2 separate regions of the Homo sapiens genome follow, and region 1 is linked to region 2. Evidence: read pairs that join two places in POLR2A ChIA-PET (ENCODE). Cell type or tissue: A673. All regions are shown on one strand.

The links. Peaks named below come from ENCODE experiments on the same cell type or tissue, not always from the same donor. Only the 100,000 strongest peaks of a DNase experiment are listed, where the experiment ranks them.
Region 1: POLR2A ChIA-PET joins it to region 2 with 11 read pairs; 3 of 35 experiments call an interaction of 5 or more read pairs at or near these places.

The regions. Positions count from the first base shown.
Region 1 is chr1:10,518,179-10,526,178 of GRCh38, reverse strand. All of the region lies in intron 2 of PEX14 (peroxisomal biogenesis factor 14), which reads right to left. Among named protein-coding and RNA genes, the nearest start is that of PEX14, 47 kb to the right of the region's middle. In A673, no CTCF peak of the experiment used is centred here; a DNase peak (open chromatin) is centred at 3,558.
Region 2 is chr1:11,026,382-11,034,381 of GRCh38, reverse strand. It overlaps MASP2 (MBL associated serine protease 2), which reads left to right. Exons shown (of 11, transcript NM_006610.4): 9 at 3,500-3,634; 10 at 4,132-4,206; 11 at 6,734-7,859. The coding sequence ends at 7,497. It also overlaps a transcript of TARDBP not described here. Among named protein-coding and RNA genes, the nearest start is that of MASP2, 17 kb to the left of the region's middle. In A673, no CTCF peak of the experiment used is centred here; no DNase peak of the experiment used is centred here.

The DNA.
Region 1 (8,000 bases), 510 kb after region 2:
GGAGGCTGAGGCGGGCGGATCACGAGGTCAGGAGATCGAGACCATCCTGGCTAACACGGTGAAACCCGTCTCTACTAAAAATACAAAAAATTAGCCGGGTGTGGCAGCACGCACCTATAGTCCCAGCTACTAGGGAGGTCGAGGTAGGAGAATCGCTTGAACCTGGGAGACAGAGGTTGCAGTGAGCCAAGATCACACCACTGCACTCCAGCCTGGAAGACACAATGAGACTCTGTCTCAAAAAAAAAAAAAATCAGCCAGGCGCAGTGGCTCACGCCTGCAACCTCAACACTTTAGGGGGCCAAGGCGGGCGGATCACAAGGTCAAGAGTTCGAGATCAGCCTGGCCAATTTAGTGAAACCCCATCTATACTAAAAATACAAAAATTAGCCGGGTGTGGTGGCATGTGCCTGCAGTCCCAGCTACTCGGGAAGCTGAAATGAGAGAATCGCTTGAACCCAGGAGGCGGAGGTTGCAGTGAGCTGAGACCACGCCATTGCACTCCAGCCTGGGTGACAGAGTGACACTCCATTTTGAAGAAAAAAAAATCTTCAAATTGACAGTAGAATGACAAGGATTGGAAACTTACTATTCAAACAGTCATATACAATCAGCTACTGTCAGAGGAAAGTCAACTTCCTCACCAAGCACACCAGCCCCAGAGAGTGGCCAGAAATGGGCTCTCCACAGGGACAAGTTGGTGGTCAGGTTCCATTTTCTAAAAAAGCGGTATCTAATACAGGTCACACCCTTGTAGACGACTTCACAAGTAACATATCAACACAAAGTGTGAAACACAGGAAAGCAATACAAGCTATACCGCTGACGCAGATGAGGAAAATGTCTTTTTTTTTTTTTACACATCTTTCAGAAGTAATGACATAAGGGCTGTGAAACTGATTATCACAGCCATCATCAGATTGTACCCACGGACTGTCTTTAGTATCAAGGTACAAGTTTGGAAGAGAAACTGAATCAAGAGACATCAGTCCAGTTGCCTTCTCTGATAAACCCCAATTAAGAAATTTTCAGCTCAGTGAGGAAATCCATCACACACAAGAAGAACCCAAAGGTAGTCCTCATGGCTTTGAACCATTCAGCAACCTTTCACTAAATACCATAAACATCCCTATTATTAGCCAGCACAGCTACCAATAAACAAACACACACTTTAAAAAATAAATGATCCGGCCGGGCATGGTGGCCCACGCCTATAATTCAGCACTTTGGGAGGCTGAGGCAGGAGGATGGCTGGAGGCCAAGAGTTCGGGACCAGCCTGGGCAACATAACGAGACTCCATTGTTTCAAAAAAAAATTTGTTTTTTTTAAATAGCTTGGCGTAGTGGCGCTCCAGCTACTTGGGGAGCTAGGTGGGAGGATGGCTTGAGCTCAGGAGTTTGAGGTTACACTGAGCTATGATTGTACTGCTTCACTCTAGCCTGGGTGACAGAGTGAGACCCCGTCTCTAAAAATCAATCAATCAATCAATCAATCAATCAAATGATTCCACAAAGGCCTACTGAGCACCAGAGCCATCTTGGCCAAGAGTCACTGTGTCCTACCAATAATGGGAAGATGAAAAGGAGGGTCTTTATGCCCTATATCTGATGCCCTTCCCCATCTTGGTCATCTAGGAGAAGCCAGATGAGCATGTAATTTACTTATGAATAACACAAAATTTACACAATTCTCACCATTAAGCAAATCAGTTTATTGAGCATCTTCCTCCTTTAAATCAATGGTAACTCCTTTCAAATTCTTCCCAGCTCTGTCTGAGAAACAGAGAAGTTCACTTTTTGTTATCTGAAGGATTATGAATTACCATCTTGCTTTGTAACCTTCTTGGTTCTTCACATACTGTTCATAAGGTAAGATACCTGGAAATTACAAAAATCCCTAAATTTCCTCAATTTTGCACAAGCTTCCTGAAACATCCCTCATCCTTTTCTGCTCACTGTCCTTTCTCTCTCTCTCTTCTTGCCTGTTTAAACACATGGACATGGAGTTATTAACTTTTACAGGAAAACCAAATAAAATAAAATAATGTTGAAGCAAAAACGCAGTGATGTCAGGCTGCAGCTAGCACCATTTATCTGTGGGAATCTGATTAGCGCTCGAGTGGCAGAGCTACCTGGAAAAGTGCTCACAATCAAATAAAAAAATGATACCAAAACATTAACCTGATGGCTAAAAACTCCACATTTAAACAGTTAAAGTAATAAAGGAGCTTTTATTGAGTATTTTTTATATTTCATTATGCCCCAAATTGACGAGGACTCCCGGATACATTTTCTAGACTTTTGGTTCCTCAAATCAAATGCTCTCTTGGATTTTTTTTTTTTTTTTTTTTTTAACTAAAAGGAAACAGCATTTCTTGTAAGTTTGAATGAAAGGATTAAAGCTTCTCCTAGAATATCGATAATAGTCTTGAGTGCAAACACAGCCAAACGCTGCCACAAACAGAAGCCTTTTTTTGGTTTATGTACTTTAATTCTGAACTTGCTGATAAGCCAGCAGAGAATTTTCCTACAAGATTTTTTTTTTTTTTTACCTTACACAAATACTGTCATGAACCTGGCCTCTTATGTCCCCACTCAGTGCCTCAGATTCCTTCACTGCTATAAAATAAGGGGTTAAACAGATGACCTTCAGGACCCCCTACCTGTGCCATTTTATAATTTCTAAGTTGATTCCATGAGGCAGTCGCTGATACCTGGGCCAGAGATATGGGCTTAGGTCAAGGACAAGACCCAGTCTTTCCAGATTTCATCTCTCCAAGCTGACACCCAATTCAAAAAAAGGAGAAAACCAACAGAGAAGGAGGAGACAGGGAATAGCAGAAGAAATCAGGGCAGCCAAAAAAGATATTACAAATTCCATATATTTTATACGCTGCGAAGCTTTACTCACGCTACTTACTATTTATTTTATATACAAGCTTAGTTATCTGGTATCCAAATCATAGAAGATAAAAGCTGCAAATAAGAACAGAGAGGAAGGAGCCAGCTAGTACAGAAACACCAAACAAAGATGTGACAGCAAAAAAAAGCCCAACAGCAAATGCCAAGAGAGAAACATCCATGAAAAGCAAACAAAAAAATTCAAAAAGCTTATTAGTCTGGGGTCATTTAGAATCGGTGGAGTCATTTCAAGTAGGGGCAAATATACAACACATCTATATTTCAACAGGTTTTGAAAACACAGCTATGCTTATAACACCATATAAACACGTTCATCTAAAATGACAATACTGAGTCATCACGATTAAATTATATTCCAGATATTCAGCTTAATAAAGCAAGAAAGTATGTAATCCATTTTACATAATTCCCAGCCAAAAGTTTTAAAGTGTTTTGTTTGTTCTGCTTTCAAATGGCTCCTGATGACCATCCAGAAAACGTAACTATCCAGAATGCCTCATTCTAGGAGGTGCCAGAGATGGTGGTTTTCCTGAATTGAACAAGAACAGCTTTGATTCATGTTAGATTAAGAAGCAGGAAGCCAGAGATTAAATAATGAATAGCTACTGAGCATTCACAGGTCCTCACGGTACACCAGCCACTTGTAAAGTCAAAATAGAAGCAGGAAAGATGCTGTTTGTGCTGTAGCAATCTAAGATGAGGAAACAAGCCAAAAGAGATCTTGAGCCATCTGGTCCCACCCATGACCTAGGGACTCCCCTCTCCAACAACCCTGACAAATGATCAGGAAGCCTCCTCTTGAATGCTCATAATGAGCAGGGAAACTACTCCCTTAAGAGACTGTCAGCTCATTTTCAGGAGTGCCTCTTTAAACTGAGTTGAAATCTACTTTCCTGAACCTCCTAACCATTGGTCCTCGTTCTCTGTCTGGCAACAATATTAATTGATCCACTTTTTGAAACAGTGCTGGGTGAGGAATCAGGATAGACTGCTGTCACTGGCTATCTTTTCTATAAAAGCATTTATTTCCCTTACTCTGCTTAGTAACTAAAGGTGAACACTGGCCTCACTGTGTAACAGTTTCATAAATTCTGCTCTTTCGTTTGGTAAGAGCAGCCTTGCCCTTTCTGGGAGAGCCAAGGCTACACCTGTAATGTCAGAATGCATTAGCAATAATAAAGGCCACGGTAATGCAAGAGCCGACTTCATGAACACGTCATTCCAGAATGGCTAAATTCAATCAAATATGGCAGCGCTTCCTACAACACTACGATCACTGGGGCCAGTGTGTGACGTGGGCCCACTTACTGGAAGCTGTTGGAAAGAGAAAGTGAGCACTCTGCTTTAAGACTAATAGACAGGGTTTTTACCAGCCCACAAGTGGTTCAGCATCCTTCTTTCCCAGGAATTACCTAGAAATTCATTTAACATCTAAAGACTACAAATGAAACTTCAGAAGGTTAAAAGTATATAATGAGAAGGGGCCAAGGGGATGGTATTCACTCAACCTCACCTTAAATATGTATGATTCTTAGGGGGGAAAAAAGTCAACACCCATAAGGTGGTAATCAAAAAGCAAAGCCAAAGATGAGCCAGGTTTAATTCTAACTCAGTCACCAACTTCTTCAGTAACTTTCAGAGCTACTTACCTTTCCCGTTCCTGCTTCCTCATCTGTAAACTGGAACTAATACTGCTTAGAGACTCACAAAGTGGTATAAGGAATAATTAGTTAGCATTTATGTAACACTTTTCATCTTCAAAGTAGGATTACAGACTATAAAGTAGAGTAGATGTGGCTTGAAAAATCTTTTTAAAACCTAAAATAAAGCATGAAAGCAAATTCAGAGAAGTAAACTCAGCTGACATCATCTTAGAGCAGCCAGATAGCTCTGCCTCCACGGGCACCCCCATCTTCCCTAGTCAGTATTTGCATGTGGAGACAAAGGTATAAGGATATTTTATTAGGGAAAATGGGAGGAGATAGAAAGAAGAGAAAAAGGAGAAAGAGAAGGTTAGAGAAAAGGAATGGGAGAAAGTATAAAAGGGAGAAAAGATAAGAGAGAAAAAGAAAAGAAAAGGAGAGAATAGAAAACAGCAAGAAATAAAGGAAGAAAAGACAAATCTTATCCACTAGAAGAAAAACAAAAACAGGAAGAGAGGAAGAAAAAGAGAAATGGAAAAGAAAACTTCTTTAAGGGGATAGTTTTCCTGTTTCCAAAGAAAAAAGAAGATTAAAAAGTAAAAGGAAAGTTCAAAATGTTTAAAAAAAAAAAAAAAGACAACGGCAAAGAGCAGAGGATAGAAAAAGAGAAGATAAAGCTTTCAAGAGTATGTCTGGAAACCAGAAAGCTGGAAGAGAAATCATTAGCAAGTCCATAGTGCGTCTACAGTGATACTGTGTGGATCAATTCATTTAACGCTGCCCTGTACATTTACAGAAAAGTACCTCTGATATAATAAAGGCTCATAAACATGCAGAAATTGGGTTAGACCCGTTTCGAATTCCTGCCAAACAATGGTTCAGAAAAATGAAGCTCTATTTTAATTAGCTGGATTCACGAGTGATTTGATAACAGCAGATGCTGTCTGGATGCTTTCAGCTTGATGGGCTCCACATACATGAACTTAGAGTGGTTTTGATGCAATTAGGTGTTTCTTTCTGCTCCAACATGCCAGGCCTAAGGACCTGAGCCTACGTGTAGCCCCTACATGTTGCTAAATTTATCTTTATGTTAATATTCAAATCATGAAGATGAGAAGGGTGGCCACCATAAGGGAAGTAGAAAAGTAGTTTTCAGGGCCGGCCATGGTGGTTCATGACTATAATCCAGCACTCTGGGAGGCCAAGGTGGGAGGATCACTTGAGGCCAAGAGTTTGAGACCAGCCTAGACAACACAGTGAAATCCTGTCTCTTCAAAAAATTTAAAAATTAGCTGGGCATGTTGGCATATGCCTGTGGTCCTAGCTACTTGGGAGGCTGGGGCAGGAGGATCGCTTGAGCTCAGAAGGTTGAGGCTGCAGTGACCTATGACCGCAGCACTGCACTCCAGCCTGGGGTGACAGAGTGAGACCTTGTCTCTAGTTAAAAAAACAAAAAAAAAAAAAAGAAGAAGAAGGCCAGGCACAACAGCTCATGCCTGTAATCCCAGCACTGTGGGAGACTGAAGTGAGAGGATCGCCTGAGCCCAGGAATTTGAGACCCAGCCTGGGCAACAAAGTGAGACCCTGTCACTACCAAAACATATTATTTATTTAATTTATTTTTATTTTACTCTCACCACTTCTGTTCAACAACAACAACAAAAATTTCAAATGAGCTGGGTGTGGTGGCACACATCTATGGTCCCAGCTACATGGAGGTCGAGGCGGGAGGATCACTTCGGCCGGAAGGTGAAGGCTGCAGTAAGCCGTGTTTGCACACTGCACTCCAGCCTGAGCAGCACAGCAAGTCCCTGTGTCCAAAAACAAAGAAAAGTAGTTTTTAAAAGTCACTAGTAAGTAGAAATGAATATTCTCACAATGAATTCTTCTTTCCACCAGGGAAAGAAAAGTTAGGTAGCTGAGAGAAAGCCACATAGGGCAGTGTCTCTGTAGAAATATTTAATGCCAAGGCTGAAACACAACAGGCTGCACACTTCCAATTTTGCAAGTCCAGCACAGTCTTACACCGAAGGAAGAGTGCACCTAATGCATAGCCTGACCTGGGAAGTGGCCTTCAAAATGTTTTTTGTAATAAGGCATCCTATTATAACCCAGCGCACCATTCCCTGAGACAGGCGGTGGTATTCCGGATCACAACCCTGAAAGTCCGAGTCTTTTCGCCAGGTGCTTTCAAGCCAGGCACCTTACTGCCCCCGCTCTCCCTCTTAAGCACTCTCTCTTCCAAAGAGCATTCTGTTTGCTTTTCCCAAAGCACTCCCTGCCCTCTGCTATGGCCACTTAGTGAGGCACCACCCACACACACAGAGCTGCTAAAGGACTGCATAAAGCCAGAGCAGCTTCCAGCACAGGGCACGCCTAATAGGAGGGTCTGATCTGTTAATTATCTGTCAGTTTGTCACGGCTGGGCTGAGGAGGGGAGAATGATGAAAAGGGGGGTGTTAGGGGGAGGCCCTCTACTCGGTGGTGTGCTACTCTTCCTGAAATTCTGAATTCCGCTTTTGAAATCATTCACCCCCTGTTGGACAACGTGTAGTATACAGGGTGAAGAAGAGAGGATGAGAGTTTGGCTCGACTCCTTTTGACAGAAGTGGGGGCCTCTCCAACTCCACCACTACCACGACAAGCACACGGCAAGAAACACACTCCCTCACTTTCTCTCCAAGAGGACAAAACGGACATAACGACCTTCACACCATCTCTCCCCTTCACCGGCACTAACAAGCTGAGCACTGTAAATCAAGGATGAAATCCTTGTGCCAGGAAGGGAAGGAGAAGCATCTCTTCTGTAAAGAGCCCAAAGATGCTTCGGAATCAGCATTTCGGGCAAGGGCTGGGAACGCAGGAAGCACCATGCAGGCAACTGAAGGAAAAATATATATTTATTACATATAGCAGGCCTCCTTCTTCAAAAGTTATTTATTTCACAAAACCACTCTGCTAAATAGAGATTTCAATCTAATTGGAATTGGAATTTGCATATTGTAAATGCACCAAGTGAGAGTCTTGGACACTTGTGTTCTATTCTACAGTGTAAGGGTTCACCCGTGGATTTCCCAATATATACACTACAAGAATGTAAGAAAAGAGCACAGAGAACTGGCCTTTATATTTTATTTTTTCAGCCCTTCACAGAGGGTCCAGTCTGTGAAACGGGATGACGCTCTCAATATCCCCAAGGAGACAAAACCACTGAGGCAGAGAGGAGGTTCCCCCTGGCATCGGGTTTGCCATCAGCCGTGTGTAGCTGTTCAGTCTTGCAGGTCTGTGGAGCACCCCTGCCCACCACCCGGGGGAGGCAGGGAGTAGACCTCTATTCATCTAACCCTTAACCCTCCCCATCCCATCTACATATCAAATTAGCCATGCTTAATTAACAGAGATGCAAATAGTCAGGGACCGAAATAAAGGTTTTTG
Region 2 (8,000 bases):
GCCCTTGAATTTCAAATTTGCTTCTTTTTACTCATCTCTCAGTGCATTCTTAGAGGTTAAAACAGAACCAACCTACTAGGGAAGGTATGTGCTTTAGAAAAATATGTTCTTTGACAAGGTTTTTTTTTTTTTTTTTTTCTGAGAAGGGTCTCATTCTGTTGCCCAGGCTGGAGTACAGTGGTACAATCTCAGATCACTGCAACCTCTGTCTCCTGGGTTCAAGCGATTCTCCCACGTCAGCTACCCCCAGGAGCTGGGAGGCACTACCAGCACATGTCACTACACCCGGCTAATTTTTGTATTTTTAGTAGAGATGGGGTTTCACCATGTTGGCCAGGCTGATCTCGAACTCCTGACCTCAGGTGATCTGCCCACCTGGGCCTCCCAAAGTGTGTGAGAGAGAGAGAGAGAGAGAGTGTGTGTGTGTGTGTGTGTGTGTGTGTGTGTGTGTGTGTCGGAGTCTCACTCTGTCACCCAGGCTGGAGTGCGGTGACAATCTCGGCTCACTGCAACCTCTGCCTCCCGGGTTCAAGAGATTCTCATGCCTCAGCCTCCTGAGTAGCTAGGATTACAGGCACATGCCACCACGCACGGCTAATTTTTGTATTTTTTTGGTAAAGACGAGGTTTCACCATGTTGGCCAGGCTGGTCTCAAACTCCTGACGTCAAGTGATCTGCCCGCCTCAGGCTTCCAAAGTGTGTTCTTTGACAATATTTTTTTCTTTTTTTTCTTTTTGGAGACGGAGTCTCACTCTGTTGCCCAGGCTGGAGTGCGGTGGTGCAATCTTGGCTCACTGCAACCTCTGCCTGCTGAGTTCAAGCAATTCTCCTGCCTCAGCTTCCTGAGTAGCTGAGACTACAGGCACACACCGCCACACCTGGCTAAGTTTTTGTATTTTAGTAGAGATGGTATTTCACCGTGCTGCCCAAGCTGGTCTTGAACTCCTGAGCTCAGGCAACCCACCTGCCTCGGCCTCCCAAAGCGCTAGTAGTACAGGCATGAGCCACAGCGCCCAGCCTGACAATATTTTTTTCTTTTTCTTTTTTTTTTTGGAGACGCAGTTTTGTTCTTGTTGCCCAGGCTGGAGTACAATGGCGTGATCTTGGCTCACCGCAACCTCTGCCTCCCAGGTTCAAGCGATTCTCCTGCCTCAGCCTCCCTAGTAGCTGGGATTACAGGCATGTGCTACCACGCCCGGCTAATTTTGTATTTTTAGTAGAGACGGGGTTTCTCCATGTTGGTCAGGCTGGTCTCGAACTCCCGCCCTCAGGGGATCCACCCACCTTGGCTTCCCAAAGTGCTGGGATTACACGCATGAGCCACCGCGCCCGGCCGACAATATTTTTCTAAGTATGAAAGCAACAATATTCATGGTAGAAGATGGAAAATACAGAAAATTATGAACATCTTAATACCTGTAATACCACCATATGCAAGTATAATCATTACTTTTTAATATTTATTTATTTTTTGAGACGGAGTCTTGTTCTGTCACCCAGGCTGGAGTGGAGTGGCGCCATCTCGGCTCACTGCAACCTCCTTCTCCCGGGTTCAAGTAATTATCCTGCCTCAGCCTCCCAAATAGCTGGGATTACAAGCACTTCCCACCAAGCCCAGCTAATTTTTCTATTTTTAGTAGAGACGAGGTTTCACCATGTTGGCCAGGCTGGTCTTGAACTCCTGACTTCAAGTGATCCACCTGCCTTGGCCTCCCAAAGTGTTGGGATTACAGGCGTGAGCCACCGTGACCAGCCACTTTTTTTTTTTTTTTTGACGGGGTCTCATTCTGTCACCCAGGCTGGAGTGCAGTGGCACAATCTCGACTCACTGAAACCTCTGCCTCCTGGGTTCAAGCAATTCTCCTGCTTCAGCTTCCCCAGTAGCCGGGATTACAGGCGCCCGCCACCACACCCAGTAATTTTTTTAGTTTTAGTAGAGGCAGGGTTTCACCATGTTGCCCAGGCTTGTCTCCAACTCCTAATCTCAAGTGATCCACCCACCTTGGCCTCCCAAAGTGCTGCAATTACAGGTGTGAGCCACCAGGCCCGGCCTAATCGTTACCGTTTTGGTGTGTGTCCCTCCAATTACACACAATTCACATGTGTGAGCAAGTATACACTATTGTATGTAGAAAAGGGGGGCAATTTTATGTGGTAATACACACACCCCAAACTGGGATAATGATCAACCATACCTCATGTGACACACCCTCAAACTCCCGGGCTCAAGTGATCCTCCTGTCTCAGCCTCCTCAGTAGCTTGGACTACAGGCACGTGCCACATACCCAGCTCCTTTTAAATTTTTGGTAGAGATGGGGTCTCACTATGTTGCCCAGGCTGCCCTGGCCTCTCTTGAGTGCTGGGATTACACGTGTGAGCCGTGCCCAGTGAGCTTTAGAAAGACTTCCAGGTCTTTCTAAAAACTTCAATTTATTAAAAGGATCAGAAGAATAAGCTGAATTTTTTGTTTTGGAGACAAAGTCTCTATCACCCAGGCGGTAGTGCAGTGGTGTGATCATAGCTCACTGCGGCCTCATCCTCCCAGGCTCAAGCCATCCTCCTGCTTCAGCCTCCTGAGTAGCTGAGACCACGCCACCAAGCCCAGCCAATTTACCTTTTGTAGAGAGGGTTTCGCTATTGCCCAGACTGGTCCTGAACTCCTGGTCTCAAGTGACCCTCCCACTTTGGCCTCCCAAAATGCTGATTACAGGTTTGAACCACCGAGCCCAGCTCCTCCAATCTTACTATCGTGTCCTTTTCTACCCTTACTGCCTTCTAAATTGCAACCTTTTACATTGAACCTGTGCCATGTCATGTGCTGTTCCGCTGCAGCCTTTTTTTTTTTTTTTTTTAAGACAGAGTCTTGCTCTGTCACCCAGGCTGGAGTGAAGTGGTGCCATCTTGGCTCTCTGCAAGCTCCGCCTCCCGGGTTCATGCCATTCTCCTGCCTCAGCCTCCCGAGTAGCTGGGACTACAGGCGCCCGCTACCACGCCTGGCTAATTTTTTTTTTTTGTATTTTTAGTAGAGACGGGGTTTCACCGTGTTAGCCAGGATGGTCTCCATCTCCTGACCTTGTGATCTGCCCGCCTCGGCCTCCCAAAGTGCCGGGATTACAGGCATGAGCCATCGCGCCCGGCCGCAGATCTTTCTTATATTTGACATGAGGGTGCTAAGGAGCTCTGGGTGGTTTCAAATTCCCTTTCTCTAGGAAAGGCAGCACACCTCTTCCTCCACATGGACGACTCCCCCTCAGTTCAGCCATTTAGTTACCTCCCACCTCAGCCTCTCAAGTAATTGGGACAACAGGCACGTGCCACCATGCTCGGCTTTTTAACCTTTCGTAGAGAGGGGGTCTTGCCATGTTGCCCAGGCTGGTCTCAAACTCCTGAGCTCAAGGGATTTGCCCGCCTCAGCCTCCCAAAGGTGCTTCTCCAGACCTTTGGAAAGTTAGCACTGAAATGATCAATGGATTCCTCCCTCCCATGCTTCTTTCTTAGTTGTTGACTGTGGCCCTCCTGATGATCTACCCAGTGGCCGAGTGGAGTACATCACAGGTCCTGGAGTGACCACCTACAAAGCTGTGATTCAGTACAGCTGTGAAGAGACCTTCTACACAATGAAAGTGAATGATGGTATGCAAATTCTTCAAAGTTGGGGGTGGGCAATACTTGGAACTTGAGCCCCCATGGTCTGAAAATAAACTTTAACCAACATTTTTGGCTAAGGCTAGACAAAAGATTAAAAGCCACTTCTCCCATCCGCTAAGTGAAATATTATAGCTAAAGTGACTTTAATGTCAATTTGCAAAAATCTGAAAACAGATCTAGTAAATGACTACTACAAACACACAATGTATTCCAAATGGTTTAATTTAACAAGTCAACACCTTATCATTAAGCACTTGAGATCTTGATACATATTCAAGTTACACATCTAAAAGGTTTCCACTTTGCAAGCAAACATGGTAATGCAGAGACCTCCTATTTATGAAATCATGTAAAATGGTTCTTCAGACACCTCTATGTCCCACTGATGCTCAAGAATCAACATTTTTCAAGGGGGTATTCAAGCAAATGACAACCATCTTATACATGCAGTTAAACATTTTTGCTTTTCCAATGATTTGCAGGTAAATATGTGTGTGAGGCTGATGGATTCTGGACGAGCTCCAAAGGAGAAAAATCACTCCCAGTCTGTGAGCCTGGTAATGGATACATTTATACAAGAGACTGGTAATTGATGGAAAGGAGGACTGGGTAGGAGACAGTGAGGAGAGCTTTAGCTGTGGTAGGCAGAAATGTAACTTCAGCACTTGGCTCTTAGGCTGTTATTATTTCCAAATAGTATGTTCTCATTACCCCCTTCCCATATACAGAGGTTGTTAGGTGCTGACTGCATCAGTCATTTGATTCTCTTTGACCTTATAACTAGGCAAGCATAAAAAATTAAATGATTTTTAGGCCAGGTGTGGCTCACGCCTGTAATCCCAGCACTTTGGGAGGCCGAGGCAGGTGGGTCACCTGAGGCCAGCCTGACCAGCATGGAGAAACCCCGTCTCTAATAAAAATACAAAATTAGCCGGGTGTGGTGGTACATGCCTGTAATCCCAGCTACTCGAGCGGCTGAGGCAGAATTGCTTGAACCCAGGTGGTGGAGGTTGCGGTGAGCCCAGATCGCACCATTATACTCTAGCCTGGGCAACAGTAGTGAAATTCCATATCCAAAAAAAAAAAAAAAAAAAAAAAGATTTTAAAAATTATCTTGACCAACTTATACATTTATAAACACAAGTTCTTCTGTTGAGTTACTATTCTATGTTAAAATGCTATTAAAACCCAAAGCAAATAATTTCCCCAAGCAATTGTTTTCAACATCTAGTTTTTAAACATCAATGCAATCTGCCTTTTAATAGTACTTTTTTTTTTAACCAGAATTGGCTCCAAAGATAATAGTTGAGTAGAATTATTATTATTATTTTTTGAGACGGAATCTCGCTCTCTTGCCAGGTTGGAGTGCAGTGGCGCAATCTCGGCTCACTGCAACCTCCCCCTCTGTAGAATGATTTAAAAAAACAAATCAGGGCCAGGCATGGTGGCTCACGCCTGTAATCCCAGCACTTTGGGAGGCCAAGGCGGAAAGATCACGAGGTCAGGAGATCGAGACCATCTTGGCCAACATGGTGAAACTCCGTCTCTACTAAAAAAAAAAAAATACAAAAAATTAGCCTGGTGTGGTGGCAGGCGCCTGTAGTCCCAGCTACTCGGGAGGCTGAGGCAAGAGAATGGCGTGAACCCGGGAGGTGGAGCTTGCAGTGAGCCAAGATTGCGCCACTGCACTCCAGCCTGGGCAACAGAGCGAGACTCTGTCTCAAAAAAAAAGAGAAAAAGAAAAAAAAAGTCAGCACTTTGGGAGGCTGAGGCGGGCAGATCGTGAGGTCAGGAGATCAAGACCAGTCTGGCTAAAACGGTGAAACCCCATCTCTATTAAAAATACAAAAAATTAGCCAGGTGTGGTGGCGTGTGCCTGTAGTCCCAGCTACTCAGGAGGCTGAGGCAGGAGAATGGCATGAACCTGGGAGGCAGAGCTTGCAGTGAGCCAAGATTGTACCACTGCACTCCAACCTGGGTGACAGAGCGAGACTCTGTCTCAAAAAAAAAAAAAAAAAAAAAAAAAGAAAAAAAACCCAGAAAGATAGTAATATATTAATTACCCTTGTGTTATTTGGCTCAAATTAGTTTTTTTAAACCTGTATTTGGCTAACACAACGTCTGTAGGTATTAATGCAAGTACACTACCACAACAGCAAACATATATGCTACATTAATGGGCGTATTTAATTTGCAATAAAGATACAATAAAACTTAGTTTGGAAGAATCAACTAGACCAAAAATAAAATTTTGGAATCCACAGGGTCCTAGCCACAACTGCAACATTCTAATTTCTAAAACATTTGTATGTTCAAAGGTAAAAGTAATTTTGCAAATCCTGATACTGACTTTAGTTCCTGCTTTCCTAGGATTACATAAATACCCATTTTACAAGTAGGAAAACAGAAACAATGAAAAGGTTATATCCTTCTAATTCCTATGCACATCATCCAGTCCATCTGCTCAGACAATGCCTGCTTGCCCTGTTAATTTTCCTAATCTCCTTTTTTTTTTGAGATGGAGTTTTGCTCTTACCAGGCTAGAGTGCAGTGGTGTGACTTGTCTTACTGCAACCTCCGCCTCCCAGGTTCAAGCAACTCTCCTGCCTCAGCCTCCCAAGTGGCTGGGATTACAGGTGCCCATCACCACGCCCGGCTAATTTTTGTGTATGTAGTAGAGACAGGGTCTCACCATGTTGGCCAGGCTGGTCTCAAACTCCTGACCTCAGGTGATCCACCCATCTCAGCCTCCCAAAGTGCTGGGATTACAGGTGTGACACTGCACCCGGCCAATTTTCCCAATCTTATAGACCAAATTATTTTAGCAAAACAAAATAACTTCTAAAAGTCAGTTTTCACTAATCTCATTTTCTGAGGAGCTAAGAAATACCAAAAGGTTTTATCAGGTGTTTGAACTGTGATGTTTTAAAATAGCCTCACTTGCCTGTATAGGTAGTCACCCACCAATTCATGTAATATAATTTTTGGTTGACATCAAATATATACTTCAAGGCGGTCATAATTTAAGAAAAACACGATTGACATTTTTACAAAGGCTCTCTACCTATCTGCTTCTTTCTCCAGTTTGTGGACTATCAGCCCGCACAACAGGAGGGCGTATATATGGAGGGCAAAAGGCAAAACCTGGTGATTTTCCTTGGCAAGTCCTGATATTAGGTGGAACCACAGCAGCAGGTGCACTTTTATATGACAACTGGGTCCTAACAGCTGCTCATGCCGTCTATGAGCAAAAACATGATGCATCCGCCCTGGACATTCGAATGGGCACCCTGAAAAGACTATCACCTCATTATACACAAGCCTGGTCTGAAGCTGTTTTTATACATGAAGGTTATACTCATGATGCTGGCTTTGACAATGACATAGCACTGATTAAATTGAATAACAAAGTTGTAATCAATAGCAACATCACGCCTATTTGTCTGCCAAGAAAAGAAGCTGAATCCTTTATGAGGACAGATGACATTGGAACTGCATCTGGATGGGGATTAACCCAAAGGGGTTTTCTTGCTAGAAATCTAATGTATGTCGACATACCGATTGTTGACCATCAAAAATGTACTGCTGCATATGAAAAGCCACCCTATCCAAGGGGAAGTGTAACTGCTAACATGCTTTGTGCTGGCTTAGAAAGTGGGGGCAAGGACAGCTGCAGAGGTGACAGCGGAGGGGCACTGGTGTTTCTAGATAGTGAAACAGAGAGGTGGTTTGTGGGAGGAATAGTGTCCTGGGGTTCCATGAATTGTGGGGAAGCAGGTCAGTATGGAGTCTACACAAAAGTTATTAACTATATTCCCTGGATCGAGAACATAATTAGTGATTTTTAACTTGCGTGTCTGCAGTCAAGGATTCTTCATTTTTAGAAATGCCTGTGAAGACCTTGGCAGCGACGTGGCTCGAGAAGCATTCATCATTACTGTGGACATGGCAGTTGTTGCTCCACCCAAAAAAACAGACTCCAGGTGAGGCTGCTGTCATTTCTCCACTTGCCAGTTTAATTCCAGCCTTACCCATTGACTCAAGGGGACATAAACCACGAGAGTGACAGTCATCTTTGCCCACCCAGTGTAATGTCACTGCTCAAATTACATTTCATTACCTTAAAAAGCCAGTCTCTTTTCATACTGGCTGTTGGCATTTCTGTAAACTGCCTGTCCATGCTCTTTGTTTTTAAACTTGTTCTTATTGATCTCTGTAAGTGCTTTATATATTATGGCAGTACTGATTGAGGAATAACCTTGAATCCTTTTTTTGGGTAGGTAGGTTGGAAACACTGATACTTCAGCCCAGGTATTGACTAAAATTTCCATGTTAAAAACCAATACTACAG